2 separate regions of the Homo sapiens genome follow, and region 2 is linked to region 1. Evidence: read pairs that join two places in POLR2A ChIA-PET (ENCODE). Cell type or tissue: B cell. All regions are shown on one strand. Each heading gives the region's core, and the rest is flanking DNA. Links, peaks and the distances in the headings are about the cores only.

What was found. Peaks named below come from ENCODE experiments on the same cell type or tissue, not always from the same donor. Only the 100,000 strongest peaks of a DNase experiment are listed, where the experiment ranks them.
Region 2: POLR2A ChIA-PET joins it to region 1 with 10 read pairs; 3 of 35 experiments call an interaction of 5 or more read pairs at or near these places.

What each region holds. Positions count from the first base shown.
Region 1 is chr7:101,830,510-101,840,642 of GRCh38, forward strand. The region is part of intron 1 of CUX1 (cut like homeobox 1); the gene reads left to right. Among named protein-coding and RNA genes, the nearest start is that of CUX1, 18 kb to the left of the region's middle. RefSeq lists an enhancer at 1,279-1,920. In B cell, for the core only: no CTCF peak of the experiment used is centred there; no DNase peak of the experiment used is centred there; H3K27ac peaks cover 653 bases.
Region 2 is chr7:101,674,207-101,684,339 of GRCh38, forward strand. No RefSeq gene overlaps it. Among named protein-coding and RNA genes, the nearest start is that of MYL10, 50 kb to the left of the region's middle. RefSeq lists enhancers at 6,244-6,759, 6,760-7,268. In B cell, for the core only: no CTCF peak of the experiment used is centred there; no DNase peak of the experiment used is centred there.

The DNA.
Region 1 (10,133 bases), core at 703-8,702:
TGGTGGGATCATAGCTCTCTGCAACCGCGAACTCCCAGGCTCAAGTGATCCTCCTGCCTCAGCCTCCTTTGTAGCTGGGACCACAGGTGTGCCCCACCATGCCTGGCTAATTTTTTTTACATATTTTTATACAAACAGGGTCTTAGTATGTTGGCCAGGCTGGTCTCAAACTCCTAGGCTCAAGTGATCCTCCTGCCTCAGCCTCCCAAAGTGCCGGGATTATATAAGCGTGAGCCACCACGCCTGGCCCAGATAACTCTTGCCTGCCTGATTTTTTTATAATGATGCACTTTGTTTTGTTAAAAATTTATAAATTTAAAGACAAAATATGCAAAAATGTGCCCTGGTCTCAGAAATAACACAGCACATTCGAGTGAAGTTGTTGGCAGTTCCGTGTGTTTTGGGGTGATTCATTTTTTTCATAGGTTGTTGGGGCCGTGCATCCATTCGTGTTCTGAGCACACTCCATGGTACCTGATGACTCGAATGGATCCTGTTCAAGCCCCTGGGTTACCCAAAGAAATATACTTCTGGCCTGCTGGTTGGTCAGAGAATGCAGGACACATTGGGGTATCGCGAGGTGTCCAATGGCAGCGGGTTGGGTGTGTCTGCTGTGTGAACAGGGCAGGGGTTTGGGAAGATGGACTCTGGCTGTCTTGCTCCAAAGACTTCCTTAGGCTGTTGTTGAGCATTTATTGAGTGTCTCCTGTGTGCCGGGCAGCATTCTAGCATAGGGATTGAGTGACCAGACAGTAGGGAATCCTTGCCCTTAAGGAACTGACATTCTTTTTTTTTTTTCGAGATGGAGTCTTGCTTTGTCGTCCAGGCTAAAGTGCAGTGGTGCAATCTCGGCTCACTGCAACCTCTGCTTCCTGGGTTCAAGTGATTCTCCTGTCTCAGCCTCCTGAATGGTTGGGATTACAGGTGTGCACCACCACGCCGGGCTAATTTTCTGTATTTTTAGTAGAGGCGGGGTTTTGCCATGTTGGCCTGGCTGGTCTCGAACTCCTGACCTCAGGTGATCCACCCACGTCAGCCTCCCAAAGTGCTGGGATTACAGCCGTGAGCCACCATGCCTGGCCGGAACTGACATTCTTGCAAGGGGGATGGAAGACAAAGGCAAGGAATAAGTGAGTGCCCAGTGGCCTGGGAACAGACGGAGCAGGACTGATACACAAAGCCCCACAGAGTCACTTCTGTCTTCTGAAGGCCCTGAGAAATAACTTTATTATTATTATTATTATTATTTAGAGACAGAGTCTCGCTCTGTCGCCCAGGCTCCAGTACAGTGGTGTGATTATAGCTCACTGCAGCTTTGACCTCCCGGGCTCAAGCTATCCTCCCACCTCAGGTTCCCGAGTAGCTGGAATTACAGGCATGCGCCACCATGCCAGGCTAACTTTTTTGTATTTTTTGTAGAGATGGGGGGGTCTCACTGTGTTGCCCAGGCTGGTCTTGAACTCCTGGCCTCAGGCGATCCTCCTGCCTTAGCCTCCGAAAGTGCTGGGATTCCAGGCCTGAGCTGCCATGCCTAGCCCCGATTTTTAAACTGAAGAGGGATGGTTCAGTTGTTGGGGTGTGTCTTAGAGGATCCTTCTGGAAGCCCCACATGGAAGGCGGGCTAGAGTGAGGAGGGAGGGGTGATAATGGAACCAGGAGGGTGTGGTGGTCATGGCCCAGTGAGAGGATGCCAGGCTGTGGCCGTGCCAGACTCAGTGTGCCTGGCCCTGGCATTTCAGGCAGGGACCACTGAGGGGTGATGGGAGAGATGGGGCTGGGTGAGTGGCATTTCCACAGGCATCCAGAGGGGTGCGAAAAACTGAGGTTGGGGAACAGCAGGGGCAGGGAACAGCCTGTGGAGGGTGTGGTCATCAGTGTCCCCCACCGACATGGCACATCCAGCGAGCCCACTGTGTCCCCAGCACCTGCGGTGCAGGGGGCTGGCACCTTCAGGGGCGGGCTTCGTGCAGACGTCCACCCAGTCAGTCCCCACAGGTTTATCAAACACAAGTGGGGCGACAGGACCCACACTTCGGCGTTGGACGTGACTCACGCGGGGAGTTGGCTTGGAGTTCCTTTATTCATCCCTATTTGCTTTCTGTCTGTAATCCTTTGTAATTCCCTGGTTTCATGATGTAATTCTAATGGAAATAAACCCGAACCTTTCAAAATTATGTAATTAATTGCATTCAGCTTCAATGACAATGACTAATTATAGTGATACCTGGTGGCAAGGCAGGTACCTACTGCTGGGGGGCTCCTGTCTGCTTGGTACTAGGACTGCCACTTCTGGGCGCGTCGGAGCGGCTGCACAGGGGGTCAGCTGGCTGTCCTGTGGCCTGCTCCGGTGCCTCTGGTCCCCATCTTACCAGGAGCAGCGCCATGGCCATGCAGGGAGGGGCCGGAGAGGGAGGTGGTGTGCAGGGAGGAGCTGCTTAGGGGTGGGAGGGCTTGGACTTGTCTGCAGGTTAAAGAGAAGTCTTGCTGGGAAAGTAACTTCGGGGCTGGTTCCCTGAGAGCATTCTTCTCTGATTCATGTATTTTCCTGAGAAAAAGGGAGGAGGGTGCGTTCGACTGAACGTGAAGCGTTCAAGGATCGGAAAGGCAAGCCAGGTACAGTGGCTTACACCTGTAATACCAACACTTTGGGAGGCTGAGGCAGGAGGATCACTTGAGAGCCCAGGAGTTCAAGACCAGCCTGGGCAGCACAGTGAGACCCCATCTCTACAGAAAAAAAAAAAGAAAAGAAAAGAAATTAGCCCAGCATGGTGGCTCACACCTGTGATACCAATACTTTAGGAGGTCAAGGCGGAAGGATTGCTTGAGCCCAGTTGTTCAAGACCAGCATGGGCAACAGTGAGACCCTGTCTCTACAGAAAAAAAAAAAAGAAAGAAATTAGCTGAGCGTGATGGTGCACACCTGTGATCCTGGCTGCTCAGGAGGCTGAGGCAGGAGGATCGCTTGAGCCCAGGAGTTGGAAGCTGCAGTGACGTATGACAGTGCCATTCCACTCCAGCCTGGGTGACAGAGCAAGAGGAAGACTCTGTCTCTTAAAAAAAAAAAAAAAAAAAAAAAAGAATCCAAAAGCAAGCTTATGGAGAAGGGAGAAAGTGCGACAGTCACCTCGGGGCGTGGGAGAGCAGAAGATGGATGTCAGGTTAAAAACCATTACTGTGCTGTAGTATTTCCAGGAGGCCAAGTCCAGGGCTCTGGGACCTGTACACTGCGGCATCAGACCCTAAAACAGAGCTCTCAGGTTTTCGCCTTCCCAGGAAGTCTGCATCCTTTTTGCAGACTGGTTTTATTCTGTGTTAGGAGGAGGCGATTTTGCTAAGAAATCTTCACTGCAATTTTCCCCCCCAAATCAGGGCACTTGGCATCTCCTTCTAACGGGGGGTGCAGAGTCTGTCCTAGAATGGGACGCACAGTGTTCACACGAGTACCGAGTAGGTGGGGTGCTGGGCCGGCCCCTCTGATCCTGTCCTACCCTGTGCAGCCACGTGCCTTTCCTTATCCCCAGACTTCTGTTGTCACGATTCTTCCAGGGAAGAATCTGGAAGTGGAATCCACAGGGCGGTGCCCAGGGATGGCCTTTAGTGCCTAGTGTTCTGTTTCAGAGAGAGGCCTCTTATTTATTTGAAAAGCTGATTGTTTCTTTTTTTTTTTTTTTTTTTTTTTTTTGAGATGGAGTCTCCCTCTGTTGCCCAGGCTGGAGTGCAGTGGCACTATCTCAGCCCACTGCAACCTCCGCCTCCTGGGTTCAAGCGATTCTCCCGCCTCAGCCTCCCGAGTAGCTGGGACTACAGACACCCGCCACCACGCCCAGCTAATTTTTGTATTTTTAGTAGAGATGGGGTTTCGCCATGTTGCCCAGGCTGGTCTGGAACTCCTGACCTCAGGTGATCTACCTGCCTTGGCCTCCCAAATGCTGGGATTACAGGCATGAGCCACCACGCCCAGCCTTATTTTCTATTTTTAAAGAAAGAGCAAGACTGAAAACATTTGCATGCACAGTGAGTTTTAAAAAGTTCCTTTTTTTAGAGAGGACCAAGAAGGTGCAGAGTACTCTTGAAAAGAAATTTTTTTTCTGTTCTAAACGTGCCGCTTGTTGCCCTGGTGCAGAGAGCAGTTCTTTTGATACAATACCTCCGTCCCGTAACTTTTTTTTAAAGCTAAAATTCATATAATGTAACATTTACCTTTCCAAAGTTTAAAATTCTGGCCAGGCCTGTAATCCCAGCACTTTGGGATGCTGAAGCGGGCAGACCACTTGAAGCCAGAAGTTTGAGATCAGCCTGGCCAACATGGCAAAACCCTGTCCCTACTAAAAATACAAAAATTAGCCAGGTGTGGTGAGCGCTTGTAATCCCAGCTACTCAGGAGGCTGAGGCAGGAGAATCTCTTGAACCCGGGAGGCAGAGGTTGCGGTGAGCCAAGATCTCGCCACTGCACTCCAGCCTGGGTGACAGAGCGAGACTCTGTGTCATAAATAAATAAATAAATAAATAAATAAATAAATAAAGTTTAAAATCCATAGGTGTTTGGTATACTCACAATGTCGTGCAGCCATCACCACGATCTAGTTCCAAAACGTTTCCAACACCCCGACAAGAAACTCCCATACCTGTCAGCAGTTACCATTTGTCCTCCCTCCTGTACCCCCGGCACCCCGTAACCATTCATCTATTCTCTGCATCTATTCTCTGCCTCCATGCGTCTCGGGAATCATGGATTACGTGACCTTCGTGCTGTGGCTTCTCTCACGTAGCACAGTGTTTGCGGGGCTCACCCACATTGACTCATGCACCTGTCTGGGCCGCATTCTTTTTTATGGCTGAATAATATTCCCTGGTATGGGCATACCAGGTTTTGTGTATCCTTTCATCAGCTAGTAAACATTCGAGCTGTTTCCACTTTTTTGGCCATTGTGAATAACGCTGCTGTGAACATTCGTGTACAAATGTTTGTATGAATGCAGTTTTCCATTTTCTTAGGTGCAATTGCCAGGTCATATGTAGTCACTCTGGGCTTTGCTTTTTGAGTCTGTTGTATTTTATTTATTTATTTTTTTATTTTTGTGGGTGCGTATATTTATGGGGTACATGAGATGTTTTGATACAGGCATGCAATTCATAATAATCACATTGTGGAGAATGGGGTATCCATCCATCACAGATTTATTCTTTGTGTTGCCAACAGTCCAATTATACACTTTTAGTTATTTTATTTGTTTGTTTATTTTGAGTTGGAGTTTCACTGTTGTTGCCCAGGCTGGAGTGCAATGGCGCGATCTTGGCTCACTGCAATCTCCATCTCCCGGGTTCAAGCGATTCTCCTGCCTCAGCCTCCTGAGTAGCTGGGACTACAGCTGCCATGCCTGGCTAATTTTTGTATTTTTAGTAGAGACGAGGTTTCACCATGTTGGCCAAGCTGGTCTCGAATTCCTGACCTCAGGTGACCCACCCACCTGGCCTCCCAAAGTGCTGGGATTACAGGCGCGAGCCACCGCGCCCAGTTGCTTTTAGTTACTTTAAAATGTACGATTAAATTATGATCGACTATAGTCACCCTGTTGTGCTGTCAAATACTAGGCCTTATTCATTGATTCTATTTTTTTGTAGCCATTAGCCGTCGCTACCTCCCTGCATTGTTGCATTTTGGCCTCTTATGTGTAAGTCCCGTTTGTTCTCCAGAATGCTGCTTTTAACACCCAGCCCGTTCCATCTCTCTCTCTTCTGCCTTGGGTGTCATGCTGTCTCTTCCTCAGATTTCTCCTGGGGTGCAGGTGCTCCCCTGCGAACCACTGCTGTGCACAAAGTGATTTTGTGCTCAGGCAGGTGGATCGCTTGAGCCCAGGAGTTTGAAACCACCCTGGGCAATACAGTGAGACCCCATCTCTACAAAAAAAATGGCTGTTGTGCAGTTTGGGATGAGAGTTGGTTGCCCCCGCGGTCCTCCCTTCCCCCAACCCCACCTGCCCTCCTTGCTCAGCAACAAGGGACCCCCTTCACTGGACTATGAAGCCTGAGGGTTGTCTAAATCAATCCTTGGCCAGGCGCAGTGGCTCATGCCTGTAATCCCAACACTTTGGGAGGCCAAGGCGGGTGCATCACCTGAGGTCAGGAGTTCGAGACCAGCCTGGCCAAGGCTCTGAGAGCAGCGAGACTCCTTCTCAAAAAAAAAAAAAAAAAAAAAAGAATCCTGGCTGTTCCTTCCCCACGGCCAGTGGGCATTACACTTTGTTTTGGCTGGAGAAACCGGGAGTGCCCGTTGTCTGCCTGGAGACATGCCTGTGGGAGAAGAGGCTGCCCCCACCTGCTACCATCATCCCAGCATGGGTGCGGTGGGGGGCAGGGGAGACAGAGTAAAAATCGCAGAGGACATGGGGCAGAAAGATGGAAGGAACCTGGGCCCTCGATGGCTCTGAGTGAGTCAGTCCTGCAGTGCCCCGTCCCCATTTTTCTGTGGCCTGGGAAAGTCAAATTTCCTCATCCTTTGTAGTTGGCCATTGTGTTATTTGGAGATGGAAGAGCATTCTGAAACAAGCCACTATAATGAAAATCCAGGTCGTAGCAACTTGCCGTGCACGGCTTTGGCTTGGCATGGACTTACAGTGACATCTTTGAGATGCACTTGTCCGGGGTGCAGGTATATTTGAGAGTGTGAGGAGGACATATGTCCTCTAAGCTCTGTTTTCTAAAGGCAGCAGAATTCCATTTGCCAAGCCAGATGTCCCTCAATACGTTAGATCCCACCAATAAAACATTAAGCAATTACAATGGTTAATATTCACTAAAGTATAATTAGAAGCTGGCGTAAATTGTGAATGAAATTGGCGGGTTCCATACGTTACAGTGAAATACCAAATCTTTTTTTAGTTGTGTATGTGTATCTCAGTGAGTCTGTCAACTCAGATGAGTGAATCTTACCTCCTCTGTGGATAGAAACGAGCTCAATTTCAACTCAGTTCACTATAATTTTAAATGTTTAAGAACATCTTGCCAGTTGTTCTATCATGTTAAAGTTACTGAAATCTGGCTGGGTGGAGTGGCTCATGCCTGTAATCCCAGGACTTTGGGAGGCTGAGGCGGGTGGATTGCTTGAGCCCAGGAGTTCAAGACCAGCCTGGGCAACATAGTGAGACCCTCTCTACAAAAAAAATCCAAAAGTAGCTGGGCATCATGGTGACGCACACCTGTGTTCCCAGCTACTCAGGAGGCTGAGGTGGGAGGATCACTTGAAGCCGGGAGGTCGAAGGTGCAGGGAGCCATGATCGTGACACTGCATTCCAGCCTGGGTGACAGAACGAGACCCTGTCAAAAAAAAAAAAAAAAAAAAAAAAAAAAAAGGATACCAAAATTCTCAAGTCAAATTATAAGGGTTTTAACATTCCCATTTCTACACCACGTGCAAGAAAAACAAAATCCTTGTTTTCTGCCTGCCTTTATGGTCCGTTCTCATTTTCAGCCCCCTTTCCTCATTCTACTCTATTAATTATGCCTTTATATGGATGCAAACTTGTAAAATATGTGGCCTATTTTGTGTGTATACGTGGTTTTAATTCATAAGTGTGGCACTGTGCCCTAAATCTTTTTCTCCTTCCTTTTCACTCGTCACATTTTTTTTTTTTTTTAAATGACACAGAGTCTCGCTCTGTCGCCCAGGCTGGAGTGCAGTGGCACAATCTCGGCTCACTGCAACCTACGCCTCCTGGATTTAAGTGATTCTCTTGCCCCAGCCTCCTGAGTAGCTGGGACTACAGGCGCCTGCCACCATGCCCGGCTAATTTTTATATGTTTAGTAGAGACGGGCTTTCACCATGTTGGCTAGGCTGGTCTTGAACTCCTGATCTCAGGTGATCAACCCACCTCAGCCTCCCAAAGTGCTGGGATTACAGGCGTGAGCCACCTCACCTGGGCTCACTCACCACAATTTTTGAGATCTTGTTGTCTATGTCATTCCCTGTGAATTTTGTTTGTTATGACAGCCGTATTGAAATCCATCTTCAGGGCCAGGCGCGGTAGCTCACGCCTGTTATCCCAGCACCTTGGGAGGCCGAGGTGGGTGGATCACCTGAGATCAGGAGTTCAAGACCAGCCTGACCAACATGGTGAAACCCCCGTCTCTACTAAAATACAAAAAATTAGCAGGGCTTGGTGGCGCATGCCTGTAGTCCTAGTTACTTGGAAGGCTGAGACAGGAGAATCGCTTGAACCTGGGAGGTAGAGGTTGCAGTGAGCCGAGATTGTGCCATTGCACTCCAGCTTTGGCAACAAAAGTAAAACGCTGTCTCAAAAAAAAAAAATCCACCTTCAGAATTGACCTGTGTTAATCTGTCCAGACTGCCGTAACAGAATACCATAGATGGGGTGGCTTCACATATTTACACAACACATATTTATCTCTCATAGTTCTGGAGGCTGGAAAGTCCATGATCCGGGTACGGGCCAACGTGGTTCCTGGTGCGGGCCCTTTTCCTGGCTTGCAGATGGCCTCGTTTTTGCTGTGTTGCCACATAGCAGAGAGTGTGCGCAGGCAGGCAAGCCAGCTCTCTGGTATCTCTTGTTTTAAGTACACTAATCCCATCATGAGGGCTTTACCCTAGTGACCTCATCTCATCCTTACGACCTTCCAAAGGCCACACCTCCAAGTACCATCATATTGGAGGCTGGGGCTTCAATGTATGAATTTGAGGGGGGTGGACAACACAGTTCAGTCCGTAGCAGCACCCTAGCTCACACGTCCATTTCCCTGGGGCTGGTCACCCTCGGTGGTATCTGACCCCCCTCCCCCAAGCCCCTCCATGCACAGCACTGCTAGGAACGTTCTTACACACGTCCCTTACCAGTATCCAGGAAAAGCCTTGCTGGATCCAGCCAGATAGTGGTCCTTCTTTCACGAAGCACCTCCAGATCGCTTCCCAGCGTGGCTGCCCCACTTACTCCCCCACCCACAGTCGTGAGAGTTTCTTTCCCCCACAATCTCATCCGTGCTTTGTGGAGATATTTTTTGCCAGTGAGATGGTTTTAAAGTGGTACTTCAGTGTTGTGTCATTTTCTCTGATCACCAGGGAAGTCGATCTTTGCGATAAGCCTCATTTTATACTTGTCAGCTTTTCAGATTTCGCCTTTTGTAAATTGTCTGGTCATATATTTTGTCCTCTTTTTTTTTTTCTAAATGGTTTACCATCTTTTTGTTGATTTGCAAGAGCTCCTTGTATGTTTCACATGCGAATAATTTGTCAATTTTCTTTCTTTTTTTTGTTTTTTGAGACAGAGTTTGCTCTTGTTGCCCAGGCTGGAGTACAATGGCGCGGTCTTGGCTCACTTCAGCCTCTGCCACCTGGGTTCAAGCGATTCTCCTGGCTCAGCCTCCCCAGTAGCTGGGATTACAGGCATGCGCCACCACACCTGGCTAATTTTTGTATTTTTAGTACAGATGGGGTTTCACCATGTTGGTCAGGCTGATCTCAAACTCCTGACCTCAGGTGATCCGTCTGCCTCGGCCTCTCAAAGTGCTGGGATTAGAGGCGTAAGCCACCACGCTGGCCGTTATAGTTTTTTAAATTAAAAAAATTTAAAATTCTAATAGATTATTGTGGTATAGAGGAAACAATTGGTTTTTGTTGATTTCGAAGCTGGGAAGCTTGCTGTTAATATTTTTACTAATTAACTTGATTCTGTTGCATTTTCTCTGGAAATAATATATGCAAAATAATGCAAGTTTTTATTTGTTCCTTTCCTTCTGATTCTTACAGTGGAGTGACTTGCTGGCTAGAATCTGAAGTACTCAATTACATGGTGGTGGTGATAGAGGCTGCCCTTTTCTTTCTCTTTCTACCAAAGGAGATTTTTGGTAGAAGGTTTAACCAGGTGAAGGAACTACCTTAACTCCCCTTTCCATAGTTTTTAGAGAATTTTTTTTGGTATAAATAGGCGTTATCCTCTTGCAAATACTTTTCCTTAAAACCTATTCATGTCCATGCAGTTTTTATCCTTTAGTTTATGAATGTGGTAAATTACATTGATTGACTATATGATGTTGAATCATTTATTGCTTTCTGGGATAAACTCTTCTTCCTCTTGTATTTTAAAAATATTGTTGGATTTGATATACAGTTTTCAAATCTGTG
Region 2 (10,133 bases), core at 1,271-9,270, 160 kb before region 1:
GTGCTCACCAACTATCTTTCCTATAGGAAATGATCCTTCCAGGTGGAGAAACAGTGCAAGATATTCCCGTCCTCAGTATTCAATCCAAATCACTGATTCAATATCTGCATATTTGATAACAGGCCTGTAATCCAAATGCTTTGGGAGGCTGAGGCAGGAGGATCTCTTGAGGCCAGGGGTTCCAGACCAGCCTGGGCAACATGGCAAGAACCCATCTCTATAAAAAAGATTGGCGTGTTAGTGCACACCAATAGCCCCAGCTACTCAGGAGGCTGAGGTGGGAGGATCATTTGACTCCAGGAGGTCGAGGCTGCAGGGAGCTATGATCACACCACTGCACTCCAGCCTGGGCAACAAAGACCCTATTGCAAATATATTTATATCATATTTATATTTATATTATATATTTATTTGTATTATATAATTATATTATAAATATGTCATAAAATATAATATAAATATGAATTTATCTTTATAAACATATATAATATATATATATACACATATACAGTATTGACTATAGCCCACTCTGTTTTTCAGCTAGTTCAGAAAGATCCACAATTTTTTTCCTCAAGCCACAGCCTCCAAATGATTGAACTCTTTCGTGGATTTCCAGCCAGACCAAGGACATGCACAGCTCTCTATCCATCCACCCAGGAACTCTAAACAAGCTCCTCCCCTCCCAAGTCTTGGTTTTCTTCTGGAAGAAAGGGGGTTTATGGAGACAGAGAGGTTGACCAGATGGCTGGACTCCAAGAGCCACCATTATGATCAAGGAGCTCCAGCTACCTTCATACTCTTGGGCAGGTTCCTCCCTTATCAGAGTCTTAATCTCCTACCTGGATCACAGAAAGTCAGACAAGATGACTCTATGGGCCCTCCCAGCACCACCATGCTTCAGACTCTCATCCGACCCCCTTCTGCACATCCAGGAATATAACCATTGCCTTGGGATTGGGATTTCAGCCCAGATGTTCAGTGTAGCCTGTTCTCCCCCAGATTCCACTCCTCTGAAGTTCAAACAATTGCAAACAGGCAGACACTGCAATGGAAGCTGATCTGAATCCATTCTCTGGCTGGGTGCAGTAGTTCACACTGGTAAACCCAGCACTTTGGGAGGCCAAGGCAGGAGGATCACTTGAGCCTAGGAATTTAAGACCAGTCTGGGCAGCATGGCAAAACCGCATCTCTACAAAAAATAAAAATAAAAATTAGCTGGGCGTGGTGGTGCACGTCTGTAGTCCCAGCTATTTAGGAGGCTGAGGCAGGAGGATCACTTGAGCCCAGCAGGTCAAGGATGCAGTGAGCTGCGATCACACCACTGTGCTCCAGCCTGAGCAACAGAGTGAGACACTGTCTCAAATAAAATAAAATGAAATATTAATAAAATAAAAATAAATCCAGCCGGACGTGGTGGCTCACGCCTGTAATCCCAGCACTTTGGGAGGACAATGTGGGTGGATCGCAAGGCCAGGAGTTCGAGACCAGCCTGGCCAACAAGGCAAAACCCCGTCTCTACTACAAATACAAAAATTTGCTGGGCATGGTGGTGCATGCCTATAATCCCAGATACTTGGGAGGCTGAGGCAGGAGAATCACTTGAACCCGGGAGGCGGAAGTTACAGCGAGCCAAGATCATGTCATTGCACTCCAGCCTGGGCAACAAGAGCAAAACTCCATCTCAAAAAAATAAAAAAAATAATTTAAATCCATTTTCTGGCCCCTAGCTACCACTGAGTGATGGGGCCAGGGTGGGCAGCAGCTTAGTGTAGCAGAAAAGATTGAGATGAGGGGTCTGCCCGGCTGGGTGACAATCCAGGCTCTCCTACTTGGTGACGGCATGACCTTGAGGCATTTCTTAACCTCTCTGAACCTCAGTTTCCCCATTTGCAAAATGAGGGTTATAATGCCCACCTCACAGGATAGTTCCTATCTGAGAAGGCCGGAGGAGTGCATGTTATTATTCAAACTGCATGCTGGAAAGTGACATCTGTTTCAAAGGCAGCGGCGCTGATTCTTGTCACCGGCTCAGAGCCCTCCCTGATATAATTTAGGAGTTCTGGGTTTGGGAGTGATCCCCGGGCAGAGCTGCCATCTCCCTCCACCCCTGACATCCGCAGGATGAATAAACCCTGCAGCCCGCCTGGAAGGGCTCTTGATGCAGTGGCCTCAGAAGATGCCCTGGGCTGTCGTACTCTCCAACAGGCCGTGCTAAAAAATGACTCCAAGGAAAAGTAAGCAGACACTCCAGGCCATAAATATTTCAGAGCGGAATGAACGTCCTTTCCCCAGCACCGACTTGCCATATATATTATTTATAAAACCATAACTTGAGTTGAAAGGTAGTCGTCGAAAGAATAGACAGTCTCACTCAGATTCACCCGGCGATTGGGAAAACCATCTAGAGGGAGAGAAAATAATGTCTGGGCTAGGTGAGGTCATAGGAAGTCACCTGGCCCCATCCCCTGGCCCCAGCCTCGCCTGGAGGGACAGCCCAGAGAGGCCCCAGACCCAGCAAACTGCCAGGTTTGCACAACCCAGGGCCTCCCTGGTTTCTTAGGAAATCTCCATCAAATGCCAAACAACAGTCACAACCAGACGGTTAAAAAAAAATCTGTTATCCCCCCTTTATAACAGGGGTAGGGCTTGTCATGAGAGAGCGAGTTGAGAAGGGCTTCCCAGAGGCTATTGGGTGAGCAGACTCACTCCCCAGCTAATTTTTGTATTTTTAGTAGAGACAGGGTTTCACTGTGTTGACCATGCTGGTCTCGAACTCCTGGCCTCAGGTGAGCTGCTCACCTCGGTCTCCCAAACTGCTGGGATTACAGGCGTGAGCCACCGTGCTCAGCCCTATATTGATTTTGTAATATGTATGTAGATATGAGGTAGGAGGTGGGGCTTGACTTAGGACCAGATTGAGGACTGGCTGAAACAGGGAAGCAGCAGCAAAGCCCCTCTCCATAAGACACGCCCACCAGCACCATGTCAGTTTCCCTTTGCTACAACATCCGGAAGTTACCACCCCCTTTCTATAAATTTCTGAATACTCCACCTCTTCATTTGCATGTAATTAAAACAGAGTATAAACATGTACAAGAAGACAGCTTCCACTCCCTTTGATTTTATCCCTGACCAATCAGCACTCCTGGCTCACTGGCTTCCCCTCACCCACCAAGTTGTCCTTAAAAACTCTGCTCCCCAAATGCTCAGGGAGACTAATTTGAGTAATAATAAAACTCCGGTCTCCGGCACAGCCGGCTCTGCGTGAATTACTCTTTCTCTATTGCAATTACCTGTCTTGATGAATCGGCTCTATCTAGAGAGGGCAAGGTGAACCCCTTGGGCGGTTTCAGCCCCACCCTGCCATGGTGTGCGTGCGCATGTGTGCAGATGTATCTTCCTCCCCCATCCAATCCTCAGGCCGGGCTTGTGCCCCTGAAAGCCCGCAGTTCTGCAGGAGGAGGTCCCTGTGTTCCCTCCCAGATCCTCCCAGGTTATGCCAGGAACCCAGGGAGGACTCACAGATGCCCTGGAAACTCCAGCTTGGCTGCAGTGGGCCCCTGAGGCTCTCCCTCTCCTGTTGTAAGGCACTGCAGCCCCCTGAGCTACTAGGACCCTCAAGGGTTGGCCACACTGCCCACCTCATGGAGGACGCCACCACAGCAGACACAGGTGAAGTCCGCTCCAAAGTATGGGTGTCCAATGTCAACAGCATCACAATCTTCTACGAGGCACCATCTCATCATCACCAAAGCTGCCAGCCCCGTGATGTGGAAGCACAAGAGGAAATGGTCTCAGCCGGGGACGGTGACTCATGCCTGTCATCCTAGCACTTTGGGAGACCAAGACAGGAGGATTGCTTGAGCCCAGGAGTTCAAGACCAGCCTGGGCACCACAGCAAGACCTCCCCGCTCCAACCATCTCTACAAAATATAGAAACATGAGTCAGGCATGGCGGAGTGCACCTGTAGTCCAAGCTGCTGGGGAGGCTGAGATGGGAGGCTCGCTTGAGCCCGTGAGTTTGAGACCAGCCTGGACAACACAGCAAGACCTCCGTCTCCAGCCATCTCTACAAAATATAGAAAAATGAACCAGGCGTGGCAGAGCACGCCTGTAGTCCCAGCTACTGGGGAGGCTGAGATGGGAGGATCACTTGAGCTCAGGAGTTTGAGACCAGCCTGGGCAACATAGCAAGACCCCTTCTCCACAAAAACAATTTTAATAATTAGCCGGGTGTGGTGGTAAGTGCCTGTGGTCCTAGCTACTTGGGAGGCTAAGGTGGGAGGATTGCTTGAGGCCAGGAGTTTGAGGCTGCAGTGAGCTGAGTTTGTACCACTGCACTTCAGCTTGGGCGACAGAGTGGGACCCTGTCTCCAAGAAAAGAGAGAGAGAAAAAGAAACAAAATAGAAATCACTGGTAACTCCATGACCCAGAGGTACTCCAATTACCATTGGCGTCCATGTGTGTGGATGGACGGTTACATATGCATAAATATCTATACACATACATATGTATATATCCCTGTAGGACAGTATGAATGAACTTTAATTTATTTAAACTATTCCCTACTATTGTTCCCACCTAAGGCGTGGGAATCCCAGGTCCCAGCTGGAGAGAGACTGTCCCAAGGCAATACCGTGGCAGCACTGAGGTCAGTGAATCACCAGCAGAAATGAAAGCCGCTGGGCGCTGGGCCGAAGGGCTCAGGAGACTCAGAAGACACTTCTGGGATCAAGGCCCAGCCCAGCTGTCTGGGGGCTGTGTGGTATCTGGGGACAAACCAAGGAAGGACAGGGCGCTGGTGGGGTCTTCCTGGCACTGTCGTGTTCAAAATGAACACAGCACCACCTGCCCCGGCCCCCATCCCACAGACCCCCTGCTCAGACTCATGACTCCAGTGGGGTGGCCCATACCACCCTACATGCAGGCTGGGGCTCTTCTCCTTCCCCACAGTGGATCCCAATCTAGCAGCCACGGTCAGCAGGACCAGGGCACGGCGGAGTGGGGCATGGAAAGGTGGGAGAAGTTGCGGGGAGGGCGCATGAGCTAGGGAAGGTCTCGAAGGCTCTCAGGGAAGGCAGAAGTTAGGCTGCTAAGGGCCTGGATGGGGCCTGATACAGAGAGAGGAGGGGACCTTCCAGGAGAGAAAAAGTGCACCAAGACCCCAACCAGAAGCAGACATCGCCTGGTCGGCGGGGAGGCCCACAAGGCCACAGTCCCTCACCACCACCCAAGGGAAGCCCCCAGGATCGGAACCACTGGCCACCCTCAGGCTCATTGGCTTGGTATGGCTCTTTATTTTATTTTATTATGATCATTTTTTAAGAGACAGGGTCTCAACCTGTCATCCAGGCTGGAGTGCAGTGGACCATGATAGCTCACTGCAGCTTCCAACTCCTGGGCTCAAGCAATCCTCCTGCCTCAGCCTCCCGAGTAACTGGGACTACAGGTGTGTGCCACCACACCTAGCTCTTTTTATTTTTCACAGAGGCAGGGGTCTTGATTGCTGCCCAGGCTGGAATGCAGTGGCGCTATCATAGCTCACTGCAGCCTCAAATTCCTGGGCTCAAACGATCCTCCCGCCTCAGCCTCCCGAGTAGCTGAGACTACGCTACAGGCATGTGCCACCACATATGGCTAATTTTTTAAATTTTCTCTAGGGATGGGGTCTCACAATGTTGCCCAGGCTGGTCTTGAACTCCCAGCCTCAACTGATCCTCCCACCTCGGCCTCCCATAGCATTGGGGTTACAGACATGAGCCCTGGCACCTAGCCAACTCTTTAAGATCAAATGCTGGCCGGGAGCAATGGCTCATGCCTGTAATCCCAACACTTTGGGAGGCCAAGGTGGGCAGATCACCTGAGGCCAGGAGTTCGAGACCAGCCTGGCCAACATGACGAAACCCCATCTCTACTAAAAATACAAAAACATTTAGCTGGGCGTGGTGGTGCACACCTATAATCCCAGCTACTCAGGAGGCTGAGGCAGGAGAATTGCTTGAACCCAGGAGGCAGAGGTTGCAGTGAGCCGAGATCATGCCATTGAACTCCGGCCTGGGCAAAGAGAGCCAAACCCCTTCTCAAAAATAAAATAAAATAAAATGCCTTTTGTACCCCCAACCATTTGAGGCGGGGAAGATACAGGGCCCTACTGAGAGGCGAAGGGAGCAGGGCCCGGGGTCACTGTGTGAACTTGGGTGAGATTCCCATGCTCAGGGGGTAAAACAGGGTTTGCGGTACCTACCTTAGGGCTAGAAGTAAGAATGAAATGCAAGAGCAAACATAAAAACCCCAGGCTGGAGGACTGAGCCCATCGGTGCCTTGGGAACCACAACAGTGGGATCATTCACACACAGACAGGCCTGGTGGAATCTTCCAGACCGGCGCCTTGTGGCGAGGAGGCAATATGTCCCACGAGGCCCACTCAGGCCCCAGGAGCCCCCCTCACTTGGGCACAGCCCAGCTACCATGCCCTCCTGGTTAGTGGGCACAAGAGTGTCGAGGGAATATGCTTTGTGGGCAGCAAAGTCCTTCTTCAAAGGGGTGTTTCCACCTGCAGGTCTGAGCAGGACATGAGGTCATGTCGGGCCCCAGGACAGCAGCCCCTGTCCTAGGCTCGGCCCTGACCCACCTTCTCTGGAAGCCGGTCCTCGAGTACCCTTAGGGCCTTTACACACTCACACGTGCAGACACACGCACATGCACACACACACGCACGCACACACACGTGGACACACATGCACACACAAACACACACATGCATACACGCACACACGGACACATGTGTGCACACACGTGCGCAGACACACGTGAACACACGCACACACTCACACACACATGCACACACAGCTGCCTCCACTCACTCAGGCCTCCACCAACCCCCTCCCCAGCTGTAGCCACCACTGCCACCCCCAAAATTAAAAAGAAATAAAAATAAAAAACTGAACGAGTTAATTTGCTAAAATGAACCAGAATGCAATAACTGATTACATTTTTCCCCAAAGGAAACTTGAGTTAATTTGGCCGGTGACTCATATGACTGGCTGCCAGTGACAACACACACCATCCCAGACACAGCTCCTCGCTGTGCCCCGTTGCCAGCCGTCCCCCTCCTGGCTTCCCTCCTGCGGGAGGCGGGGACAGAGGGGTGGAGGCAGAAGTGCCCACTGGATAAAGAGCTGTTTGAGGCCCTTCTGAAAGTGCAGGATACACACGCATGCACACAGACATATATCTGTACAGAAGTGCGTGTCTGTGCACTCACACCAGGCACGCACATGCACACACACATACACACACGCCTGCACCACAGCTGAACTCTGGCATGGGCTACTCAGTAAATCATTCAACGATAACCTCTGCATACCAATACTGGGGGAAAATCCAATTAAAGTAACTCATTACTAAGTCATTCCTATTTTCCCAGCATCTTAAAGCTCCTGGGAAGAGAAGGGAAGGACAGGCAGATTACTAATGTGACCTCTCCTAGGCTGTGGGGAAAATTCCTGGCCCGGCTCCCAGGAGTGGAGGCCCCAGATGGATTTCTCTGTCTGCTCGGGGGTGGGGGGAACACTGGGTACAGCCCCCCTCCCCATCCCTGTGCCCTGTATACGGCCATAGCTTCTCCTGAAAACAGCACACATAGCTCAAGCTAAGTCCTAGGGTCAGCAGACCCAAGAGGCCCAGCCTTGTCATTCACATGCTGTGTGACATTGCACAAAGCACTTAACCTCTCTGAGCCTTAATCTCTTCTCTAAAATATCTTCATCTGATGGTTGTTTTTTGGGTTTGTTTTGTTTGGTTTGGTTTGAGACAAGGTGTTCCTCTGTCACTCAGGCTGGAGTGCAGTGGCACGATCATAGCTCACTGCAGCCTTGACCTCCCTGGCTCAAGCAATCCTCCCGCCTCAGCCTGCTGAGCAGCTGGGACTACAGGTAAGTACCTCCATGCCTGGCTAATTTTTTTGTATTTTTAGTAGAGATGGAGTCTCACCATGCTGCCCAGGCTGCATCATCTGAATTTTTTTTTTTTTTTCCTGAGATGGAGTTTAGCTCTTGTTGCCCAGGCTGGAGTGCAATGGTGTGATCTCCGCTCACTGTAACCTCCACCTCCTGGGTTCAAGCGATTCTCCTGCCTCGGCCTCCTGAGTAGCTGGGATTACAGGCGTGCACCACCATGCCCAGCTAATTTTTTGCATTTTTAGTAGAGATGGGGCTTCGCCATGTTGGCCAGGCTGATCTCGAACTCCTGACCTCAGGTGATCCACCTGCCTTGGCCTCCCAAAGTGCTGGCATTACAGGCATCAGCCACCGCATCCAGTCCATCTGATTTTTTTAAACTAGGGGGTGGGGGAAAAGGAAAGGCACACACTTTTCCTCTTTCCCCCTTGCCACTGGGTGGGTTACAGAAGCGATGGCGGGAGCTGAAGCAGCCATATTGGACCCAAAGATAGAAGTCACCTACTGAGCAAGACAAGAAAACCCAGCAAGATACAAGGAAAACGGAAAATGGTTCCTTGAGATTGTGGAGCTGCCGTGGAAGCCCTGGATTGTTTGTCATCAGACTATTATATGCAAGAGAAACAAACTTCTATGTTGTCTTTAAAATATGTTACGTATATTTATATATCACCATCATCCCTATGCTCACACATGGTGAAATCTAAAACCATTCAGAGGCCAGGCGCGGTGGCTCACACCTGCAATCCCAGGACTTTGGGAGGCCGAGGCAGACAGATCACTTGAGGTCAGGAGCTCAAGATCAGCCTGGCCAACATGGTGAAACCACGCCTCTACTAAAAATACAAAAATTAGCCAGGTGTGGTGGTGCACACCTGTAATCCCAGCTACTCGAGAGGCTGAGGCAGGAGAATCACTTGAACCTGGGAGGTGGAGGTTGCAGAGAGCCAAGATAGTGTCACTGCACTCCAGCCTGGGCGACAGAGTGAGACTCCGTCTCAAAAAATAAAATAAAATACAAAACCATTCAGAGGAGGTCACTCGATAAAGACAAGAGATGTCCCCAGACTCCTCATCCAGGAATCCAGCGAAAGGGCACTATCCAGGGCTCCACGTTTTGGCCCAACTCGCCCAGCAATTTCTGTGCATCCTCAGGTACATCATTTTCCTCCCCATGCCTCAGTTTCCCTACCTGTCTTTTGACACTAATATCAGTCTCAATTTTTAAATGCTGACCAATGAAGGACTCAAGCCAAGGATGGGCAGGAAATCACTTTGTAAAGAACTGGGATTGGGCAAGGTGGCTCATTCTTGCAGCACTTTGGGAGGCTGAGGTGGGAGGATCACTTGAGGCTAGGAGTCTGAGACCAGCCTGGAGAACACAGAAAGACCCTTGTCTCAAAAAAAAAAAAATTAAATTAGCTAAGCATGGTGGTGAGCATCTATAGTATAGCCCAGCTACTCTGGAGGCTGAGGCAGGAGGATCGCTTGAGCCCAGGAGTTTGAGGCTGCAGTGAGCTATGCTCAAGCCACAGCACTCCAGCCTGGGTGACAGAGAAAGACTCTGTCTCAAAAAAAAAAAATATTTTAAAGAGCAAGAAGGCTGGACATCCGGGCATGGTGGCTCATGCCTGTAATCCCAGCACTTTGGAAGGCCGAGGTGGGAGGATCACTTGAGCCCAAGGAGTTCAAGACCAGCCTGGGAAACATAGGTAGAACCCCATCGCTATAAAAATTAAAATTAAAAAATTAGCTAAACATGGTGGTGCGTGCCTGTGGTCCCAGCTACTTGAGAGGCTGAGGCGAGAGGATCCCTTGAGCCCAGGAATTGGAGGCTGCAGTGAGCTGTGATCACACCACTGCAGTCCAGCCTGGCAACAGAGAGAGACCCTGTCTCAAAAATAAATAAATAGGCGGGGGGATCACAAGGTCAGGAGATCGAGACCATCTTGGCTAACACAGTGAAACCCCGTCTCTACTAAAAATACAAAAAATTAGCCGGGCGTGTTGGCGGGAGCCTGTAGTCCCAGCTACTCCGGAGGCTGAGGCAGGAGAATGGCATGAACCTGGGAGGCGGAGTTGCACTGAGCCGAGATCGCGCCACTGCACTCCAGCCTGGGCGACAGAGCGAGACTCAGTCTCAAAAATAAATAAATAAATAAATAAATAAACAA